Regions from separate parts of the Homo sapiens genome. Here region 2 is linked to region 1. A link is an interaction called in ENCODE POLR2A ChIA-PET data of the cell type or tissue named here. Cell type or tissue: PC-9. All regions are shown on one strand. Links, peaks and the distances in the headings refer to the core of each region. The heading gives the core; the rest is flanking DNA. Region 1 overlaps MCM6 (minichromosome maintenance complex component 6). Region 2 overlaps DARS1 (aspartyl-tRNA synthetase 1).

Region 1 (17,012 bases), core at 7,282-12,281:
ACTTGTATGAGGGAGAAAGAGAATAATGACATATAACATGAATCAAGAACACCTTGAGTTCCCAAATCATTTTGTGTGAGACGCGAATGAGGACAAAAGCTGAGGCGTCCTAGTGGCCACTTTGTTGCCTTCTCTCCTACTGGTCTAAAGTTCCCAGGGGAACAAGGGCAGAAACTACAATCTCTTGTTCTCTTCTTTCATAGCAGAGCAAATACTGTGATGACAAAATATTCCAGAAAGCCAGCACAAGCCATCCTTGGGGCTTTTAATCAAGAATTATCTGATGCTTAACTATCAAGTAGAAGTTTAGGTTCAACATCTTGAATTCATCATTTTTCCTTCTGCTTTGTAGTTAACTATAGGGTGATAAAACTTTGAATAGCATGGTAAAGCAGTTAAGGGTAGGAAGCGTACTAGTGTCCAGACGCCACACTTTACCAATAACTACATGAGGATTTTACTCCATTTCTAGTCTGCAATGGCCTTTTGATAGTATAGATTTCTAGGCTCAATTAATTACTGTTAAAATATACCCTAGGGGTCCAGCTGTTTTAAACAGAACCATTGTAAGGGAATAGTAATTTTGCATTTGTAAAAACATTTGTATGTGCTGCTTCATATGTTATCAGGTCCCAAAATTATTAAAATAGGCCCAGAATGTTAAAAAGAAGGACCTACAAAGCTTTGCCTGACAATAAGCTTGTGAAGAAATGTTCAGGCTGGCAGGTATGCTGATACTCCACAAATTTACTTTGCTAAAGTGAGTTTATCTAACAACTTATCCTCTCTTCCGACAGAACAACACGAAGTTTGGCAATCACAAGTGGCCTATGTGAACAGAGCTTACAGAAGTGACCGAGCATGTAAGCAGTACCAGGTAAGCCTCACCTTCTTCCACCTTTCTGAGGTGAAGCACAATAAGGTTAGAGATTCGGCAGTACTCAGAGAAGCCCAGCCTTAAGGAGGCTTTGGGAGCAGACTCTTGATTTATGTCTTCATTGTAGCCATTGATCCCGTTCACAGGAGCAGGGCTGTCAGCATGACCTAAGTGAAAAATTGACCACCTGAATCTTATTTTTGTGCCCTTAACATCCCCTTGTCAAGCATTTACAAATACACTACTTACATTTAATACTGATTTTTTTCACTTTTAAAAATTATTATTATTATTTGTTTTAGAGACAGGGTCTTGCTATGCTGCCCAGGCTGGTCTCGAACTACCGGACTCAACTGATCCTCCTGTCTTGGTCTCCCAAGTGCTGGGATTACAGGTGTGGGCCACCACATCCAGCCTTAACACTAATTTTAAAACAAGCATACATTCCCACATGATCTCCTCTGCCAAAAAATAAAAATGAAAAACAAAATAAACCGGCTAGGTGCAGTGGCTCACACCTGTAATCCCAGCACTTTGCAAGGCCAAGGGAAGCACATCACCTGAGGTCAGGAGTTTGAGACCAGCCTGGCCAACATGGTGAAATCCTGTCTATACTAAAAATACAAAAATTAGCTGGGTGTGGTGGTGGGTGCCTGTAATCCCAGCTACTCGGAAGCCTGAGGCAGGAGAATTGCTTGAACCCGGGAGGCAAAGGTTGCAGTGAGATGAGATTGCACCATTGTACTCCAGCCTGGGCAACAAAAGCAAAACTCCATCTCAAAAATAAAAAAAAACAAAAAACAAACAAAAAAAAACATGCATACAGTTATACATAGCATATAAGAATTTTCAAATAAATTAGAAGCAAATGTATAAACTCTACTAGTAAAGACAAAAACTAACTTGGGAGGAACGTGAGGGATCAGAGATATAAAGATTTCACAATCTGAAAGTCCACTTGCAGTATTATATACAAAATAAAAAATTCTACCAGTCTGGGCAATATGGCGAGATCCTGTCTCTAGAAAAAATTCTCAAAAAATTAGCCAGGAGTGGTGGCGTGGGCATATGTCCCAGCTATTAGAGAGGATAGGGAGAAGGACTGCTTGAGCCCAGGAAGTTAAGGCTGCAGTGCCATGAGTGTACCAAGGCATTCAAGCCTGGGTGACAGAATGAGACCCCATCTCAAAATAAATAAAATTTCTAGTATTTTTCTGTTCTAATGTGCTTGAAAAAATGTTTTCAATTCAGAAGCAAAACAACAATACAAATAAGGGTAAAACCCAGGGGATTTATGTCTATTATCACCATTTTGCTGCCTTTTCTTTTAGTCTTTCAAATATCTATGTATTTTTTGAGACAGAGTCTCGCTCTGTCACCCAGGCTGGAGTGCAGTGGCACAATCTCAGCTCACTGCAACCTCCGCCTCCCGGGTTCAAGTGATTCTCCTGCCTCAGCCTCCCAGGTAGCTGGGGCTACAGGCAGCCGCCACCACGCCTGGCTAATTTTTGCATTTTTAGTAGAGAAGGGGTTTCACCATATTGGCCAGGGTGGTCTCAAACTCCTGACCTTGTGATCCACCTATCTCAGCCTCCCAAAGTGCTGGAATTATAGGCGAGAGCCACCGTGCCCAGCCAAGTATATATATTTTATATCAACTATTTAATTTCATTTTAACTTGTAAACAGTGAATAGAATTCAGTATCTGCTTTTTCCGTTTTGCTACCATAGACTATTAGCCAACAGCAGGTGTACTTCTACCACATGACATCTCAGAAAATGTTTTGGTCCCTAACTCCAAAACAGTCACATGAACAAGTATCTCACCATTGATGCCACCAGCACCCTCATCTACCTCCATCTGGATCTCTTCCTCTTGATCTAGATTGACATCAGGTGTTTCCACACGGATGATTGATTTATTCAGTAACCGGAAAGCTTCCTTCACATGTTTAGGTTGGACCTAAACCAATAATGATGAAGTAATTAAGCTACTTTTTTTGATATACCAAACAGATTTTCTCCCAATGAAATCACAGTAGTATGTATTTTGGTTTTCTCACAAACACACACACTCTCACAGTGTTGCTTTGGTTTTCTCACAAACACCCTCTCTCATTCTCTCTCTTACACACACAGAAATAGCACTATAAATTCACCAGAATGGCTAAAATGACTGACAATATCAAGTGTTGTCAAGAAGGTAGAACAACTCTCATTCACAGCGGTGAAAACAGAAATTGACACAACTGTTTGGCAGAAAAACATGCATTAACCTATGACCCAACAATTCCACTCCTAGGTATGTACTTGTAGAAATATAAACATATATACATATCATATGAATCCAAAGACATATACATCCCATAAGAACTAGGCCAGGCACGGTGGCTCATGTCTATAATCCCAGCACTTTGGAAGGCAGAGGCAGGCGGATCACCTGAGATTGGGAGTTTGAGACCAGCCTGACCAACATGGAGAAACCCCATCTCTACTAAAAATATAAAAAATTAGCTGGGCATGGTGGCACATGCCTGTAATCCCAGCTACTCAGGAGGCTGAGAAAGAAGAATCGCTTGAACCTGGGAGGCAGAGGTTGCAGTGAGCCGAGATTGTGACACTGCACTCCAGCCTGGGCGACAGAGTGAGACTCCATCTCAAAAACAAAACAAAACAAAAAAACAACCAGCAATGAAACCAGCCAGAAAATGAAATGGAAAAAAAGGCTACTCCCAGTACGAACAAACATGATAAAATATCAAGAAATTCAACAAGAAACACTGAAAAACATATGAAGAAAAGTTTAAAGCACTACTGAGTGAAACAGAAGACTTAAGTGGAAAGATAACGGTATTTGTGGTACTCAGAACTGTTCACAAATGTTTGCTCTTCTAATTCTGGGCACCTGGTAGGAAGGCATTTCTCTATCCATTTGAACTTAGGAGGGGCCATGTTAATTTCTCTGGCGAATGAAATGTGAGTATGTGTCATTTCTGGATAGAAGGGGGAGAAAGCACATGGCTCACCACCTTCTCTTCCCTGCTTTCTGTCATCATGAAAGCGTATGTCAAGATCAAACCTTTATATCAGCCTGAATCTCTGAGTAACTTGACAAGGTGAGTCCCTTGATGACCTAATGGATGTGTAGCACAAGCAAAAAAAAATTGTTTTATGCAGCTGAGATTTTATAGTAGTACAACCTAACCTATTCTAAGTGATACGTTACTGAATAGGAAAAATCATAGATGTTTTCAATTCTTCAAGTTAATATAAATAGAATGTTATACTGATAAAAAAATACCAGGTTTTTCTTTAAAACAGAGCAAGCTGATTTCTAAGTTCCTAACAGCTGATAGAGAACAATGCGCTGGAACTAGCCCTACATTTAAACTACAAAGCCCCATAGATTAAAACATCATGGTACCAATGTAAGAGGAGCTGATAAGACTCAATGAACAGAATGGAAAGTCCAAAAGGAGATCCTAACACACACAAGAATATATAATTAAGGCATGCCAAACCAGTGTCAAAAAGATGGATTGTTCAATAAATGGTTTTGGAACAACTAGAAAACTAGCTAGGTAAATAATGGGAGAATTTTTTATAATCTTAGAGTGAGAAAGGCCTAACAAAAGTTTTTTTAATGGATGAAGATTATGAACATATGAGACAGAAATAGCTCTTAAATATATGCAGATACTAAATTTCATTCAGAAAATATATTTGTGTATATAATTTATGTGCATATATTTTAATATCATGTGAATCTGCTATTTGAAGACTAATTTTTAAAAATAGAACAAAATAAAAATCAATTAGAGACTGCCCTAAGACATGTACCAGTTTTATGCAACTCATTTCAGGAACTATCACAATGAAAAAAAAAGTACAAATGTTAGCATGGTTTTAGAATGACCTTGTCCCAGGGTATCTTGCCTATCCAAATTCTGCACACCCTTCAGTGACTGGGTTTAAACGTCGGCACCTCCCTGAGTCCTCCTCCTTCTTTGGTAATAAAGTAATTCATCTCAGCACTCTGGTTGTGATGCTCTATTCTCCCTCTCGTTTTTTTTTAATTTCCAACTTATATTTTAGGTTCGGGGGTACACATGCAGGTTTGTTACATAGGTAAACTGTGTGTCATGGGGATTTAGTATATAGATTATTTCATCACCCACTCTATTTTTTACATGCTTAATTAAATACATGTCTCGTTCCCACCAGATTAGCAGCAATGGAAGGCAGGGGCTCTCATTCATTTTTTGTCCCCTACAGGTGTTCCCTAAATATTGGGTGAATCAAAGAATATTAAATAACCTAGTGTGAAAGTACTTCGTCAATAGTAAAGTACCATATCAAAGAATTTGAAAATTTAGTGGAAAAAAGCCAAAAAATTAACCTGTGGGATAAAAGTAGTGATTGAAGTCGGAACAGTGGTTACTTCAGGGGAAGAGGGCTAAGACTGAAAAGAGGCAGGGGTTTGGAACTTTCTGAAATTATGGAAATGTTTTGGATCTTGAGCTGGGTATTCACAAGGATGTATGTGAAAAAACTCACCATGCCATACATTTCCCTTTTTATAAATTATACCTCAGTCACACTGTAAAAAAAAGCCAAACCCCCTTTTCAAAGACGACCTTACATCAAACCTATTAATAAAACTAGGAAAACGCAGGGCTGCTTTGGTTGAAGCGAAGATGGGACGCTTGAATGCCCTTTCGTACTACTCCCCTTTTACCTCGTTAATACCCACTGACCTATCCTCGTGGAATGCAGGGCTCAAAGAACAATCTAAAAATCAAACATTATACAAATGCAACCTAAGGAGGAGAGTTCCTTTGAGGCCAGGGGCTACATTATCTTATCTGTATTGCCAGCGCAGAGGCCTACTAGTACATTGTAGGGTCTAAGTACATTTTTCCTGAATGAAAGGTATTAAATGGTAACTTACGTCTTTATGCACTCTATAAACTATGACGTGATCGTCTCCGTCTAACAACTACACTCAAATGCTTACCAAGCTCTTTAAAGGGAAGAATTCCATGGTCGTATGAGCATTCAACAGTTACATAAAAATGTATTTGCAGTGAATTCTAGTATGTCCCATACCAAAGATTAAAAACATGCAACAAATCTGTTTATCTCTGCTCTCATCATATCAAAGTGACTCTGATACCTCATCACAGCAGTGCATCCGAGCCATAGCTTCAGAGAGACGAATCATGCTCTCAAGCTGTCGCACTGTAATCCTCCATGAAGACTTGGTCACTCCAGAACCATCTCTCTGGCGGAGATGTTTATATTGCTCCACAATGAAGTCCTCTGACTCTTTGGAAATCTGTTTCAGATCATCACTCAAGTTAGAGAAACATTTCTATTTGATGAGAGCTACGGTAAACCTAAGTTTAAGAGCCTTCCAGGTGGAAACATTTAGGGAACCTGAGAGGGTTGAAACTTTGAGAAGCCAGTGACAATAAATTACTATTGTAATGTCTTTCAAAAGAAACTAATATTAAGGAGGCTTGTGAATTCCATGTTACTAATTTTATGAACCTGAAAAAAGGCTTAGTATTTAAGCAAATGACCATTTCTAAAAGCTGCTTAACAAGCTGAAGCAATGGAACAAGATGTAATGTCTTTTACACCTCAGGATGTCAGTGCTCATTAAATAAATTAATGCTCAGTATTTGAGGCTCAATTAATTAACTCACACTCTTTGCAGGGAAAAAAAAGCTGTTTCAATAAACTTTATATCTAAAGGATCCTCAGCTTTTCAGAGCAAGGAATTCACCATATTAAGGAAGCATGCCAAGGTTACAGAGGGATCAGTATATCAGTATGCAGTAATGGAGAACAGATGCTCTTTTTTACACAAGAATCACCCATAATCCTTAGTTTTAAATGATTAAATTTCTTTGGGACAGTGAGAGCCAACTGCAATCTCATGAATAATCAAGTGAAGATGATAAATGATCAATACCTAGTAACACCTTCCAGAAGTCAAGTTAGCCAACAGTGTGAAAATCTCAACCAGAATGAGTATTTTTTTTCCTTTTCATACCCTATTTTGGGAAAATGCCAAGCATTTGGGGGTTTATGTCCAGGTAAGAATCCTGGGTCCAGAACAGAGTTAGTCCAATACAATGCATCAATCACTGTAAAACAGTAATTTATATTTATCATAATGGCCTAGATGAATCCAATGTTTCCTTCAAAGAAAGATTCAACTATTGATTTAGGCGCATAAACAATTTTAACGTTCTTAGTAATGTTTGAAATAAAAGAATGTTCTAGATTATCCAGTTATCCAAAACTCTTCTCCCATACAAATCTTTTTATTACCACCAAACAAATAATGGAATTATTCAGAATTTTTTTTACAGTTCCCTTTCTCAGCCCTCTCTGAAAAAACAAATTGCTGTTCCAGAAAAAAAAAAAAAGTTGTAAAATTTAGGAACTAAGGTAGATGACAGGTTCAGTTAATTTCCATATAACACACTTACTTAAATTCCACTTTAATATACCCATTATACCTTATCCCAGTACAAAAGGGTAGGTTACCTTGGGTTTAAACTGTCTTGCAAAGAGAAGATATCTTCTGATATCATCGAGGGAATAGACACGATCAATTGATTCCTCAATTCTTGAATGCAAATCTACTATGCGCCTGGCAATGGCATAATCTGTAACCTAATTCAAAACAAAAAAATCACTTTGATAGTCACAGCAATATCTTCTCCAGACTATCCCAGGCAATAAGAAATGATTTATCGCCAAAAACAAGCTCTAATATACCACTTAAAGAAGTATTAATGGGTACCAAGTTTCTGATGAAAGTTTGGGAACAGGTGGATTTAAAATCAAACGTTTAAATGTATACCATTGCCCCACTCTAAAACTATACCTGAAGGAATTGATTGGCTTTAAAAACAATAGTAGGGTAAAGTGCAGTGGCTCACACTTGTAATCCCAACACTTTGGGAGACTGATGTGAGAGAAGAGCTTGAGGTCAAGAGTTTGAGACCAGTCAGGGCGACAAACTGAGACCCTCCCTGTCTCTACAAAAAAACTAGCTGGGCATGGTGGTGCACATGTGTAATCCCAGCTACTCAGGTGGCTGAGGCAGGAGGATCACTTGAGCCCAGGAGGTTGAAGGGGCAGTGAAGCCATGATTGCACCACTGCACTCCAGCCTGGGCAACAGAGTAAGCCTTATCTCAAAAACAAAACAACAAAAATAGCAGAACTAACATTTATAGGGCCCTCAGTGTATGAGACACTGTTCTCTTAGGCAGGTCTTAGAAGAATTAACTTATGCAATCCTCACAAAAATTTTATTAGGTAAATGATATTATCCCCATTTTATACATGGGCAAATTGAGGCCTAGGAAGGTTAAGTAATTTATCCAAGGTCACAGTTAAGTAGTGGAGCCAGGATTTGAATAGTCTAGCTTCAGAGACTGTGCTCTTAGCCACTAAATTTTGAAGATATTCATCCCAGAATACTGGAAAAAAAAAAAAGACCCCAAAATATGCAACTTGCTCTCAAATGGTTCAGGAAAAAAGTGTGCAGATATATACAGACAGTAAGCAATAAAGCAAACAGGGTAAAATGTTATTATGTGAATCACGTAAAGGGTATATGGGTGTTCTATGCACTATTCCATTTCTTGCAACTTTTCTGTAAGCTTGAAATTATTTCTAATTAAGAAGTTGTCTGGGCGGAACACAGTGGCTCATGCCTGTAATCCTAGCACTTTGAGAGGCCAAGGCTGGTGGATAGCTTGAGCTCAGGAGTTCAAGACCAGTCCAGGCAACACGGCAAAACTCGGTCTCTACAAAAAATACAAAAGTTAGCTGGGCATGGGGGCCTGCACCTGTAGTTCCAGCTGCTCAGGAGGCTGAGGTGGGAGGCTGGCTTGAGCCCAGGAGGCAGAGGTTGCAGTGAACTGAGATCATGCCACTGCACTCCAGCCTGGGCAATACAGCCAGACCCTGTCTCAAAATAAATAACTAAAATAAAACAGGCTGGGCCCGGTGGCTCACGCCTGTAACCTCAGCACGTTGGGAGGCCAAGACGGGATCACCTGAGGTCAGGAGTTTGAGACCAGCCTGGCCAATAAAGTGAAACCCCGTCTCTACTAAAAATACAAAAATTAGCCGGGCATGGTGGCACACGCCTGTGATCCCAGCTACTCAGGAGGCTGAGGCAGGAGAATTACTTGAACCTGAGAGGCGGAGGTTGCAGTGAGGTGAGACGGCAGCACTGCACTCCAGCCTGGGTAACAGAGCGAGACTCCATCTCAAAAAAAAAAAAAAAAAAAAAAGAGAAAAAGAAAAAGAAAAAGAAAAAGAAAAGGCTTTTTGGCCAGGTATGGTGGCACATGCCTATAATCCCAACACTTTGGGAAGCTGAGGTGGGCAGACTGGTTGAGCTCAGGAGTTTGCAGCCAGCCTGGGCAACATGGCAAAATCCTGTTTCTACAAAAAACTCAAAAGTCAGCCAGACACAATGGTGTACATGTGTGGTCCCAGCTACTCGGGAGGCTGAGGTGGGAGGATTGTGTTAGCCCAGGAGGCTGAGGCTGCAGTGAGCCATGATCACGCCACTGCAGGAAAGAGTGGGACCCTGTCTCAAAAACAAAACAAGCCGGGCGCGGTGGCTCACACCTGTAATCCCAACACTTTGGGAGGCTGAGGTCGGTGGATCAACTGAGGTCAGGTGTTTGAGACCAGCCTGGCCAACATGGTGAAACCCTGTCTCTAGTAAAAATACACAAAATTAGCCAGGCGTGGTGGCACACGCCTATAATCCCAGCTACTCAGGAGGCTGAGGCAGAAGAATCACTTGAACCTAGGAGGCGGAGGTTGCAGTGAGCCAAGATTGTGCCACTGCAGTCCAGTCTGGGCAACAGAGTGAGACTCCGTCACAAAACAAAACAAAACTAAAGAAAACAGTTTTAAAAAAATCTTGAATGTTTTAAAGGTTTATAAATTGATCTTTTAAAGGTTTATAACTTGATCTGCTACTAAAGCTACTTTAATGAATCATGAACAAACATAAATGTATGAAAATCAGACAACTCAATTATCTGGTAATTAAATATGTCTCTCTTGTGAAGGGAAAAAAAGTGAACCAAACCAAACCAAACCAAACCAAACCAGGTGTGATGGTGCAGGCCTACAATCTTAGCTATTCAGGAGGCTGAGGTGGTAAGGTGGTTTGAGGCCAAGAGTTCAAGACCAACACGGGTCTTGAACTTGTTGCCGTTGCTACAAAAGGATGAAAAAATTAACCAGGCATGGTGGTACAGAGCTGTAGTCTCAGCTACTTGGGAGGCTGAGGCAGGAGGATCACTGGAACCCAGGAGATTGAGGCTGCAGTGAGCTATGACTGTGGCACTGCCTGGGTGACAGAGTAAGACTTTGTCTTTAAAAAATAAATAAATAAAAATCCAAGCCCTCCAAACACTCACAAAATGGAAGGCTACTTTTATTTAGATAATATTTAAAGTTCCACTGTAACAAAGAGCTGTGCACTGTACCCAATAAAATGTAGAACCTCAATGCTGAATGATTTAAAAAGTACAGCCTAAAATATTAGTTCCTACAAACTGTCATTTTATAGTTCTGTGGGCATCTGAAGTGCATTATTAAATATTTAAGTACACATAACTCTAATAATTAAACTAACATATCAGAATCCAAGTAAATCTACATTTTTTCACTCAATCTTAAAAGTGAGAAAAAAAGGTAAAATACATTCAGCAACTTGATAGGAAAAAATACAAAGATAAATGACTCATGATTAAAAAAAAGAAGAAGAAAAGAAATTTCTTTGGCATCCCAGTTTTTTTCAAGGTGACTGAAAAATAAAATAAAAGCCCAATCAACAAAACAAAAAATTGTATAAAAATCTTAAGAGTGTGGTTGGGGCCAGGTACAGTGGCTCACACCTATAGTCCCAACATTTTGGGAGGCTGAGGTGGGTGTGCATCACTGGAGGCCAGGAGTTCAAGACCAGCCTGACCAACATGGTGAGACCCTGTCTGTACTAAAAATATAAAAATTAGCCACGCATGGTGTTACATGCCTGTAATCCCAGCTACTTGGGAGGCTCAGACTCAAGAATCGCTTGAACCTTGGAAGTGGAGGTTGCAGTAGGCCAAGACTGTGCCACTGCACTCCAGCCCAGTCTCCAGTGAGAGGCTGTTTAAAAAAATAAAAAGTGTGGTTGGAAGTTAACTGTAACTTGTTTCCTTTTGAGAAATAAATAGTAACAAAACCTGAAAACTTAATTCTTGAACACAATTAAGTGGAAGAGGCAATTCAAATGACTTTATTTTGAGTTGCTTACTAAACCCTTTGTCCGATCCTGTGCCACCCTGAGGGAAATCAAAGGCTGGTGCACATACATGCACCAGCTGTTGAGCAGTGTATCTTCCAGCCTTGTCTCACTCGATTACTCCAACTGGAAATAAAAAAGGAAGCTCATGGGGTTACCTCATTACATTCATCCACAAGGATAAAGAAGAGATCGAATCGGGACATGATGGGAGCTGACAAATTTATATTCTGTTTCAATGATTTTGATCTGTCATAGTGTCCACTGATTGGGTTTGCTGCTGCCAAAATGGACGTCCGGGCGTTCAGAGTAGCCTGACCACAAAAGAAAGAATCTTAACAGATTTAAATAGACATCAGCCAATAAATATATAACAACATGTTCAATCTCACCCATAATTAACTAAACACAAACCAAAATAATGACATACCCTTTTTCACATAAACAGGAACTCCTATGTGATTTTGGTGGTATGATGTGCACACCATTGAAGACATCAATTTGTTAGAAATTTCTCTTATAGCCAAATATAAAAGGATGTTGCGTTCAAGGATGCTTACTACAATTTTGTTTGTAATACAAAACACTGAAAATGAACCAAATGTCACTCAACAGGAGTCTAAAGAATCAAGCTGTGGTATACACAATTGAATATGGGAAATTAATAAAAAACCAAAGTTGATCTAATATGTGCTGGTAAAAGATTGCCAAAATAAAATTATGAAGTTAAACCAGCAGGAATGAAATTGTCAGTATTATGCTTATGTACAAAATATTCCTAAAAGGGGCACAAACTCAATAGATGCCTTATTTTCCTCCTCCTAAAATTCCTTTTTATCCATTAGATACCTCTAAGTATCTACTGTTGCTGGGAGTTGCAGGGAAAGAGTTGTCTTTTCAATTTACAATTGTGTACTGCTTAAAAGCTACTTGAATCTGTAGCTTTTAAAGTTTAGATTCTCCCTAGTGTTGGTTATACTGTCATACTTATTTTCATTTAAATACTCTGTTAATATAAATAAATATATACATATATAATCAATCTGTTGATCTTTGGTTATTTTTGTTATAATTGGAGCATGCTTTATCAAAGAAAATAAAAGCTTTGTTCATGGACATTTTCCTCTATTATCATGGCAATACATTTACACAGTACTCTAAACAACATTTATAGTTTCAATAAATAATTCTCAGGGCTGTATTTTCCATTTTAATGAACAGCATTACACACTGAAGTAATGAATTTTATCCAGGTGAACTTCTCTAGTACTACATTAATCAACAAGGCTATGGACGATGCAGCAGAACAGAAGTAGATAACACATACCTTCACTCCTGCTTTAGTGATGGATATGGTCTGCTGTTCCATAGCTTCATGAATAGCAACTTGATCCCGCACGTCCATCTTATCAAATTCATCAATACAACACACACCCTGTAACCAAACAAATCAAGCCTAAGAAGCTGTCTTTCAAGCTGGATGCATGGCTCACACTTGTAATCCCAGCACTTTGGGAGGCCAAGGCAGGAAGAACGCTTCACTAAGGCCGGGCATTTGAGGTTACAGTGAGCCATGATTGCCACTGTACTCCAGGTTAGGTGACAGAGTGAGACCCTGTCTCTTAAAAAACAACAACGGCCGAGTGTGGGGGCTCACACCTGTAATCCCAGCACTTTGGAAGGCTGAGGTGGGCTGATCATGAGGTCAAGAGTTCGAGACCAGCCTGGCCAACATGGTGAAACCCCGTCTCTACTGAAAATACAAAAATTAGCCAGGTGTGGTGGTGTGCACCTGTAATCCCAGATACTCGGGAGGCTGAGGCAGGAGAATTGCTTGAACCCGGGAGGCAGAGGTTGCAGTGAGCCAAGGTTGCACCACTGCACTCCAGCCTGGGCGACAGAGCAAGACTTCATCACGAAAAACAAGAACAGTCTTTCAGATGGAAAATTACAAGTAAACTCACAAAGTCTGCTACCACAGGGACTCTTCTATTCTCCAAACAAGTAGAAGATAGGTAAGTGAAGATTCTTAACTCCCTTTTCTAAGGAAGATAATTCAACAGATCCTAAAGCTAGAAAGAACCACACAATTGACTTAAAACTAAGAGCATAACTAAAAATATACACTTACTGTACTTGTACTCAACATCAAAACCTTGTGTCAACTCAGGATTGATTTTATACCTATAACTTATATACACATCTACCGATCTAAACTAGTAACAGCAAACACACGTGCTCAGGACATGCTGATCAACTATCACAATTTTAAATTCTAGATGAAGAAAACTATGAATTATTTACTAAAGAATGCTGGGTTTTTTTTGTTTTGGTTTTTTTGAGACAGAGTCTCGCTCTGTCACCCAGGCTGGAGTGCAGTGGCACAATCTTGGCTCAATGCAGCCTCCACCTCCTGGGCTCAGTGATCCTCCCACCTCAGCCTCTTGAGTAGCTGGGACCACAAGCACCCGCCACCATGCCCGGCTAATTTTTGTATTTTTAGTAGAGAAAATGGGTTTTCGCCATGTTGGCCAGGCTGGTCTCGAACTCCTGACCTCAGGTGATCCACCCACCTCGGCTTCCCAAAGTACTGGGACAAAGGTGTGAGCCACCGCGCCCAGCTGAGAATGCTGTTTTTAAGGACATCTTTTTAATGGTAACTTATAGGCCTTTACTGATAGGGTAGGGGTATTCTGACTTCTTTATACTGAAGAGTGTAAAATGTTCTTACATTATCAGCCAACATCAAAGCTCCAGCCTCAATGACAAACTCATGAGATTCTTCATCTCTCACAACAGCTGCTGTTAAGCCAGCAGCACTGGACGCTTTACCACTGGTGTAGACAGCTCTGGGGCTGAACTCCTCCACGTGCCTGTTCAAGGTTATCACATAAAGACTCATTAATATGTGATTATACAGCACCCTTCCCAGGAAAACCAGCAGAAGAGTTTAAATTACTGAAAGAACATTTGAGAGCTTAAGCAATTCATGAAGACACATGCCACAGACTAAATGGGAAGGTTTCTCTCCCTCGGCTTTTCTTTTTTTTTTTTGAGAGGGTCTCGCTCTGTCACCAGACTGGAGTGCAGTGTCACAATCTCAGCTCACTGCAACCTCCACCTCCTAGGTTCAGGCGATTCTCGTGCCTCAGCCTCCCGAGTAGCTAGGATTACAGGTGTGGGCCATCACGCCTGGCTAATTTTTGTATTTTCAGAGTTAATACCTGATAAAAATATCAATTTTTTTTAATTGAGACACAGTCTTGCTCTGTCGCCCAGGCTGGAGTACAGTGGTGTGATCTCAGCTCACAGCAACCTTTGCCACATGGGTTCAAGCGATTCTCCTGCCTCAGCCTCCCGAGTTGCTGGGATTACAGGTGTGCGCCACTATGCCCGGCTAATTTTTGTATTTTTAGTAGAGATGGGGTTTCACCATGTTGGCCAGGCTGGTCTCGAACTCCTGACCTCAGGTGATCCACCTACTTTGGCCTCCCAAAGTGCTGGGATTACAGGCGTGAGCCACCACACCTAGCCTAAAACATCAATTTTATTTATTTTTTAATTTAATTAATTTATTTATTTAGACAGAGTCTTGCTCTGTCACCCAGGCTGGAGTGCAGTGGCTTGATCTTGGCTCACTCCAAGCTCTGCCTACTGGGTTCATGCCATTCTCCTGCTTCAGCCTCTCGAGTAGCTGGGACTACAGGCGCTCGCCACCACACCCGGCTAATTTTTTTTGTATTTTTAGTAGAGATGGGGTTTCACTGTGTTAGCCAGGACGGTCTCGATCTCCTGACCTCATGATCCACCCACCTCAGCCTCCCAAAGTGCTGGGATTACAGGCGTGAGCCACCGCGCCCAGCTAAAACATCAATTTTAAAAGAAGTCTTTAATAGTAATAAACAGCAACAATCATCTATCAGAAGGTCTTGCAATTAAAAATAAAACAAAACAAAACTAGATATGGGGCTTATTCCAGAAATGCAAGATTGGTTTAACATCTGAAAATCAATCAATATGCTAAATTAATAAAAGAACTACATGACCACCTAAACAGATGTAGAAAAAGCATTTGACAAAATCCAACACCTTTTCATTACAAAAACCAAACAAACCAGGAATAGAGGAGGTTTTCCTAAGTCTAATAAAGGGTTTTTTCTTTAACCTGACAAAGGGCATCTATGAAAACCCACAGATAACATCAAACTTAAAGGTGAAAGGCTGAATGTTTTGCCCCTAAGATCAGGAATAAGACATGGATGTCTGCTCTTGCCACTTCTATTCAACATTATACTGATGGCTCTAATCAAGGACAATTAGGCAAGAAAAAAAGGCAGCCAGATGGGATACTCCGACTATCATTATATACAGATTTTATACATAGAAAATGCTATGGAATCCACTAAGACTGTCACATACCACATGACACTGTTACCAGAGGCAACATTGTAGTACATCTTTCTTTTTGAGGGGGGAGAAAGAATGACAAGAAAAAAAAAAGAATCCTTTGTAACACAGGACTACTATCTTAAAATCTAAAACTCAGTCTGTGATATGTTCAAAAGAAATATTTAATCATAAAACTCCAAACCAACTAAAAATGTTCAATATTCTAAAATGGTACTATGCTACAAATTTCCAAAACAAAGAAAAGGCAGCTTGATGTAGTATGAAGTACACATGTTTTGCAGGCAACTGTATCTGAATTTTAATATTCATGGCTCGGTGTCACCTTTCACCTACAAGAAAGTGGGCAAATTTCTTGTAGGCTTGGAGAGGTTGTGACTCTCTGAAAAAAAAAGGGAATAATACACATGCCTGTCTGGGTGCTGCTAGAGTAAGACATAACACATATACAGCACTGAGAACATGGCAGGTGCTCAGAAACTTGTTGCTTTTATTTTGGGCCCTAAGTTTCTTAAAAGTTTGAAAGTAATCAAATATTTATTATAGCTTCTAAAAACAGTCAAAAATTGTGTTCACACTGACAAAGTTAACATAAAATATCTCATAGCAGCATTCCCTTTGGAAAGTACATCCTATTTTATTTTTATTTTTTTTGAGACGGAGTCTTGCTCTGTTGCCCAGGATGGAGTGCAGTGGCGCAATCTCGGCTCACTGCAAGCTCCGCCTCCTGGGTTCACGCCATTCTCCTGCCTCAGCCTCCCAAGTAGCTGGGACTGTATACAGGCGCCCGCCACCACACCTGGCTAATTTTTTGTATTTTTAGTAGAGACGGGGTTTCACCGTGTTAGCCAGGATGGTCTCCATCTCCTGACCTCATGATCCGCCCGCCTTGATTTCCCAAAGTGCTGGGATTACAGGCGTGAGCCATGGCACCCGGCCAGTACATCCTATTTTAAAACCTTACAAATGTTTGTATTCTTAGTCTCAACAATCCTGTATCTAGCAATTTACCCAGAGGAAACAAACAAAAAATGTATATAACATTATGATGTTCACTGCATCTATATCGGTAATTATTATAATAAACTATCCTGTTAAATTTAACAGGGCTAAGAAAATGATTTTGTAAGCTATAGTATACCAACAAAAAAAGACAATTGTGAAAATGACAAACTCATGAGATTTTTCCATGCGAAAAGAAACATGGAAAAAATGTTTATAGAAAATTGAAATTACAAGTATGTATAATATGATTTACAATAATGAAAATACATAATTCATATTTTTATACAAATAATAAAATTTGTATAAAATTTTATACAAATAATAAAATTTGTATAAAATTTTATACAAATAATAAAATTTGTATAAAATTTTATACAAA
Region 2 (5,000 bases), core at 1-5,000, 95 kb after region 1:
TCACAAAGGCCTACACGGTAGGTATTATCAACATTTTACAGATGAGAAAACTGAGACTCTACAAGGTTAAGTAATTAGACTACCATCACATAGCTAATAAGATCATTTAATGATTATTGCACTAGACAGTTCTGTTACAGACTGACAAATTAGAACTAAATTTAAATATCTCAGAATGCATCATCAGCTCACTATGAAATAATACATTTTCATTCTTAGAAGCTCATGAGCTGCTAGATTGCTTTATAGTTTCTGTGAAAAAAAAAAAAACAAAAAAACAACAACAACTGAAAATAATAGGCCCTTTAGTAATAGTTTCCCAAATGTCCAGGAATCATACTACCTTCCCCAGTAACACTGATGTATCTTGATGTTTTGCTGTTGTTGCCAACCTTAGTAGAAATTCAGCAAAATCTTTAAATAATAATTTCATATTGTTTTATACAAAGTTATATTTAGCCCAGGAGAATTAATCCCACAAACGATCTGAAAATTTCTGACAGCAGATTTTAGACCCGTTTTTTTTCTTAGCACACCTTTAGCATTATCCAAATTTTCAATACAGATGTTGCAGTGGACAGGACTGAAAATAGAAGCTGTTTTTCCTCTAACAGATAAATACCCTGTTCCAACAAAGAGGTATAAAATGTAGGTGCAACTGTTCAAGGAGTTGCAATACACAACAGTATAATGGCCTTGCCTACATTCACCAACTTATCCATATGGATGCTCAAGGGGTATCCACATGCACACCTCTCTTTGGGCCTCAACTACAGACAATATACACTCCTATCACAGCACCTGTATACCCTGCCTCTGCATGCAGTTGTTTATCTCCCTTGCCCTCTCCCAAAATTAAGCTTCTCCTAAGATATATATGACACACATAAATCTTTGCATACTCAAGCCCAGCAGAGTACCTGGACCAGAGCACGTGCTAAATACAAGTTTGTAAAAATCAATGAGACTTCTTCTGAGTATTATTTTGGTATTTTCCAGATCTAATAGTTAATGTAGGCTGGGTACAGTGGCTCATGCCTGTAATCTCAGCACTTTGGGAGGCCAGGGCGGGTGGATCACTTGAGGTCAGGAGTTTGAGAGCAGCCTGGCCAACATGGTGAAACCCCGTCTCCACTAAAAGTACACAAAAAAAATTTAGCTGGGCGTGGTAGCGTGTGCCTGTAGTCCTAGATACTCGGGAGGCTGAGGTAGAGAATCGCTTTAACCTGGGAGGCAGAGGCTGCAGAGAGTCAAGATTGTGCCACTGCATTCCAGCCTAGGTGACAAAGCGAGACTCCGTCTCCCGTCTCCAAAAAAAAAAAAAAAGTTAATGTAGCAAACTGAAATTTTAACCTACCAACTAGTAAAACACCTATTTTAGGTGAAAGATCTAGAAAGGAAAGAAAATAAACAAACTTGTAGGTAGCTAGGTGACTCATTAGAGAATGAGAAACATACTTGTGACTCATCAGCTACCAATAAATCATTTAACCACAATGACTAATATAAAGAAAAATAAAATAAAATATATATGTATACACATAATGGTACTAAAAAAGGCTTATTTTCAGAATCAGAATACCTCTATGTTTGGGGAGAGTGGGAAGTATTATATAAGCACAAACAGCGATATATAAATTTTAACTTTAAAACTACTTTTCACATTAATTGTAGTCCTTTATAGTGGGCACTGTAACTTTAAACTTTAAAAACTTGTGTTTACACTCACTGTCCTCTCTAACAGTCAATACAAAAAGGCCTCCAGGACTTCCTTTAAAAAAAAACTGGCTTTATAACACTTAACCAAAACTAACACAAACTACTCTGTTAATTACTTTAAAATGGCACACATACAAAAAAATTTTTTTTAAAAGAATAAAGGGATAATATCTCAACTTCAGGATCAACTATTAAATATTAGATAAGATGGGGATCCAGAAATACAGGCCTGGATAGATGGGTATTGCATCTTCCTGCTTCTAGACAAATTTCATTTAAAAACCTCAAACCATTTCAGATATATAATTAAGAACCTGTTCCTAGAACCTCTAGGGAATTAGATGTGCCAACCTTCCTATGTAACTCATTCAATTGCTTCATTTTTATATGCATTCATCCATGAGAAAATTGATCTTTCCAACAAATTGATTAAAATAATGTGTGAAGAGTCCTGTGGCACTTAAATCCAATTAGTGAATCAACTTTTTAGATTACTCTATTGATGAATTGGATATTCCTAAGACAGACAATTTGAGGCAAAATAGTTGGCTCCGTATTAAATTCCAATGTTTCTTTTAAGGAAAATACTCCAAAGCTAGAAACTGCTAGTAGTATTGTCTAGCCAGTAAGGCAAAAGATAAGCACTTCAGATTTAATATCTAAAGTAAATGCTAAGATCGTTATCTACTTAAGATATTAAAAGTGACCTCATATTTTGCCTTTTAAATGATTAAGAAACCCCAGCTGGAACTATCTGATTTGATATTTTTAATAGCACAGTCCTTGCTTTTTTCCACCTGGTATATGGCCAGAGGGAATAGAGTTAAATATAGGGCTTCATGGAATTAACATATAAACACCATTGTTTCTCCCACTTTGTTGTGTATGAGTTCACATGCTTTAATGTCCAGTCTCTTTGGGCAGTAACATTCAAAATGGAAACGAAACATCTTGAAAATAAACAAATAGTCCTAAGGCACTCCTCTAGCTCCAAGCATTTTATATATAACAACTGATCTAAGACAGAATTAAAATTAAATGGAGATTAGAAATGGCCTTTTCCTCACAGACATATTTCTCTCCATACTATTTTCCAAACCAGATTCTGGCAGAATAGTTAGCTCGTTCACTAACTGAGCTGCTAGCTTCCCAAAGAGAATGTGTTACTAACTAAATATTCTTCTGAATTATCTCATGCTTCATTGATCCTCAAGTTTCTAAGTAAAGATTTTTGTTTTATTTAAGCAACAGAACTCACTAGAATTGGTTTAGATGTTGGTGATGTACTGTTTTTAATAATAACAGAAGGGTGGTAGAATACTAAGCAATGGAACTCAGTGCTTTCCAAATTTTGCCTTTCCAATTATACTTAGAAACTAAGAGATAAAGAGGAATGAGATCCTGAAGAGGTCAGTGAAACAACGAAAACACAGGCACAGCCCATAAACCTCTATTTTCATTATAAAGTAGAATATACACTAGTGGGCCCAGCTGAGGAATAGGAATCAGTTGTCATGCCATGAACACACAGGATACTCTAGCCTGGTGTTAGATGATGGAATCAGGAGTCTTTGGGACAGGGGAGTTTGTAGGGTGTTTGTGGGGCAAGAGAAACAAAGGGGCGGGGAACAGTGGATAAAGGTGCAGAGCGTAGTTTCAGGAATGGAGCATGGGGCCACATGAGGTCAGGAAGAGGCTGAAAAGACTGGGAGAGAATGTGGAGATGGATAAAAAGACTAGAAGTCTTGATGAGGTCCAACGGAAAATGAGGCAGCCTGGGGGAGGCAGATTGGTGGAAATTATAATCAGAGGATTATTGGGTAAAACAACCTGTTGGGCTTTTTCTAAACTCAAAAGCCTGGAACTTCTCTTCAATTAACTCGATATAGTTAAGCTTAGGAAACACTACTGGCTGCCTGCCCAATGGACTTGCCTTCTTCTTTGCTAAAGGGGCTAGCTTCACTCCTCTTTGGTGTCTACTCTATATTTGGCCAAGTGCCATATGGGAAGATGAGCCCATCTCAGTTCCAAAGAGTGGGTCATGTGTACTCTCAGTCCATGTTGGCAATTTATTCCAGATTAATGGTGTCACTTCCACTTAGTTTCTCAAACCAGTAATTTTCTAATTCATTATTTTCCTTACCCCCACACATAAGTTGTAAGCAAACAGATAAGATTCATGTTTTATCCATTCACTAGCAAACCCTGTTGTCACTTTCAAGAGTACAGTTTTGCTATAAAGCTTGTTTTGAAAATGTGAATTTGTTTCAACATCGTTGACACATTAGGGAACAATTTGAGTATAATGAGAATTTTGCTTTTGCCTATGCCAGATTTCATCAGTGAGAACACTCGGTCAATGCAGACAACAACACTTGGGTGCACTCGGCCATGCAGGAATATACAAAATGCACACACCTTAAACATCTACTTGTAACTCATGTTATGAGCCATACCCATCCACATCTGGTGTTACAACTTTCCCTCTGATTTCAGACACTGTTCCTTCCATCACTTCAAAATAACTTACAAACTGCCTTTCTTTTGATACCCACTTCCACAAGCAAACTGCACATTTTTTTCAAGGTAAAATGCTATATTTATTGTAGTATTTATGTATTTCTTAACCATTCAACGAGTATAAAACTGTTACCTTTAAGAAGTTAGGTTACTGGCCGGGCTTGGTGGCTCATGCCTGTAGTCCCTGCACTTTGGGAGGCTGAGGCGGGTGGATCACCTGAGGTGAGGAGTTCAAGACCAGGCTGGCCAACATGATGAAACCCTGTCTCTACTAAAAATACAAAAATTAGCTGGGCGTGGTGGTGGGCGCCTGTAATTTACCCAGCTACCCAGGAGGCTGACGCAGGAGAATCGCTTGAACCTGGGAGGCAGAGGTTGCAGTAAGCCGAGATTGCACCACTGCACTCCAGCCTTGGCAACAAGAGTGAGACTCCGTCTCATCTTTTCAAAAAGTATGCCATTAATGAAGTTTTTTTTTTTAAATTGACACATAATTGTACATATTTATGAGGTACAGTGTGATGTCTCCATATATGTACACATCGTGTAAAAATCAAATCAGAGCATTTGGCATATCTATCACCTCAAACATTTATCACTTCCTTGTGGTGAGAACTTCCCAAATTCTCTCTTCCAGCTGTTTTGAAATATGCAATATTGTTAACCATAGTTACCCTACTGTGCAAGAGAACACCAGAACTTACTCTTCTTCCTATCTGTAATTTTGAACAGACTGACCAATCTCTCCCTCATCCCCCTCT

Evidence for each region. ChIA-PET counts read pairs that join two places held together with the same protein. Peaks named below come from ENCODE experiments on the same cell type or tissue, not always from the same donor. Only the 100,000 strongest peaks of a DNase experiment are listed, where the experiment ranks them.
Region 2: POLR2A ChIA-PET joins it to region 1 with 5 read pairs; 4 of 35 experiments call an interaction of 5 or more read pairs at or near these places.

The regions. Positions count from the first base shown.
Region 1 is chr2:135,845,349-135,862,360 of GRCh38, forward strand. It overlaps MCM6 (minichromosome maintenance complex component 6), which reads right to left. Exons shown (of 17, transcript NM_005915.6): 9 at 13,953-14,094; 10 at 12,549-12,656; 11 at 11,380-11,535; 12 at 7,439-7,567; 13 at 6,054-6,215; 14 at 2,705-2,840; 15 at 889-1,044. Among named protein-coding and RNA genes, the nearest start is that of LCT, 17 kb to the left of the region's middle. In PC-9, for the core only: no CTCF peak of the experiment used is centred there; no DNase peak of the experiment used is centred there.
Region 2 is chr2:135,947,567-135,952,566 of GRCh38, forward strand. The region is part of intron 4 of DARS1 (aspartyl-tRNA synthetase 1); the gene reads right to left. Among named protein-coding and RNA genes, the nearest start is that of DARS1-AS1, 35 kb to the right of the region's middle. In PC-9, for the core only: no CTCF peak of the experiment used is centred there; DNase peaks (open chromatin) are centred at 1,335, 1,775 and 2,065; H3K4me3 peaks cover 2,089 bases; H3K27ac peaks cover 3,452 bases.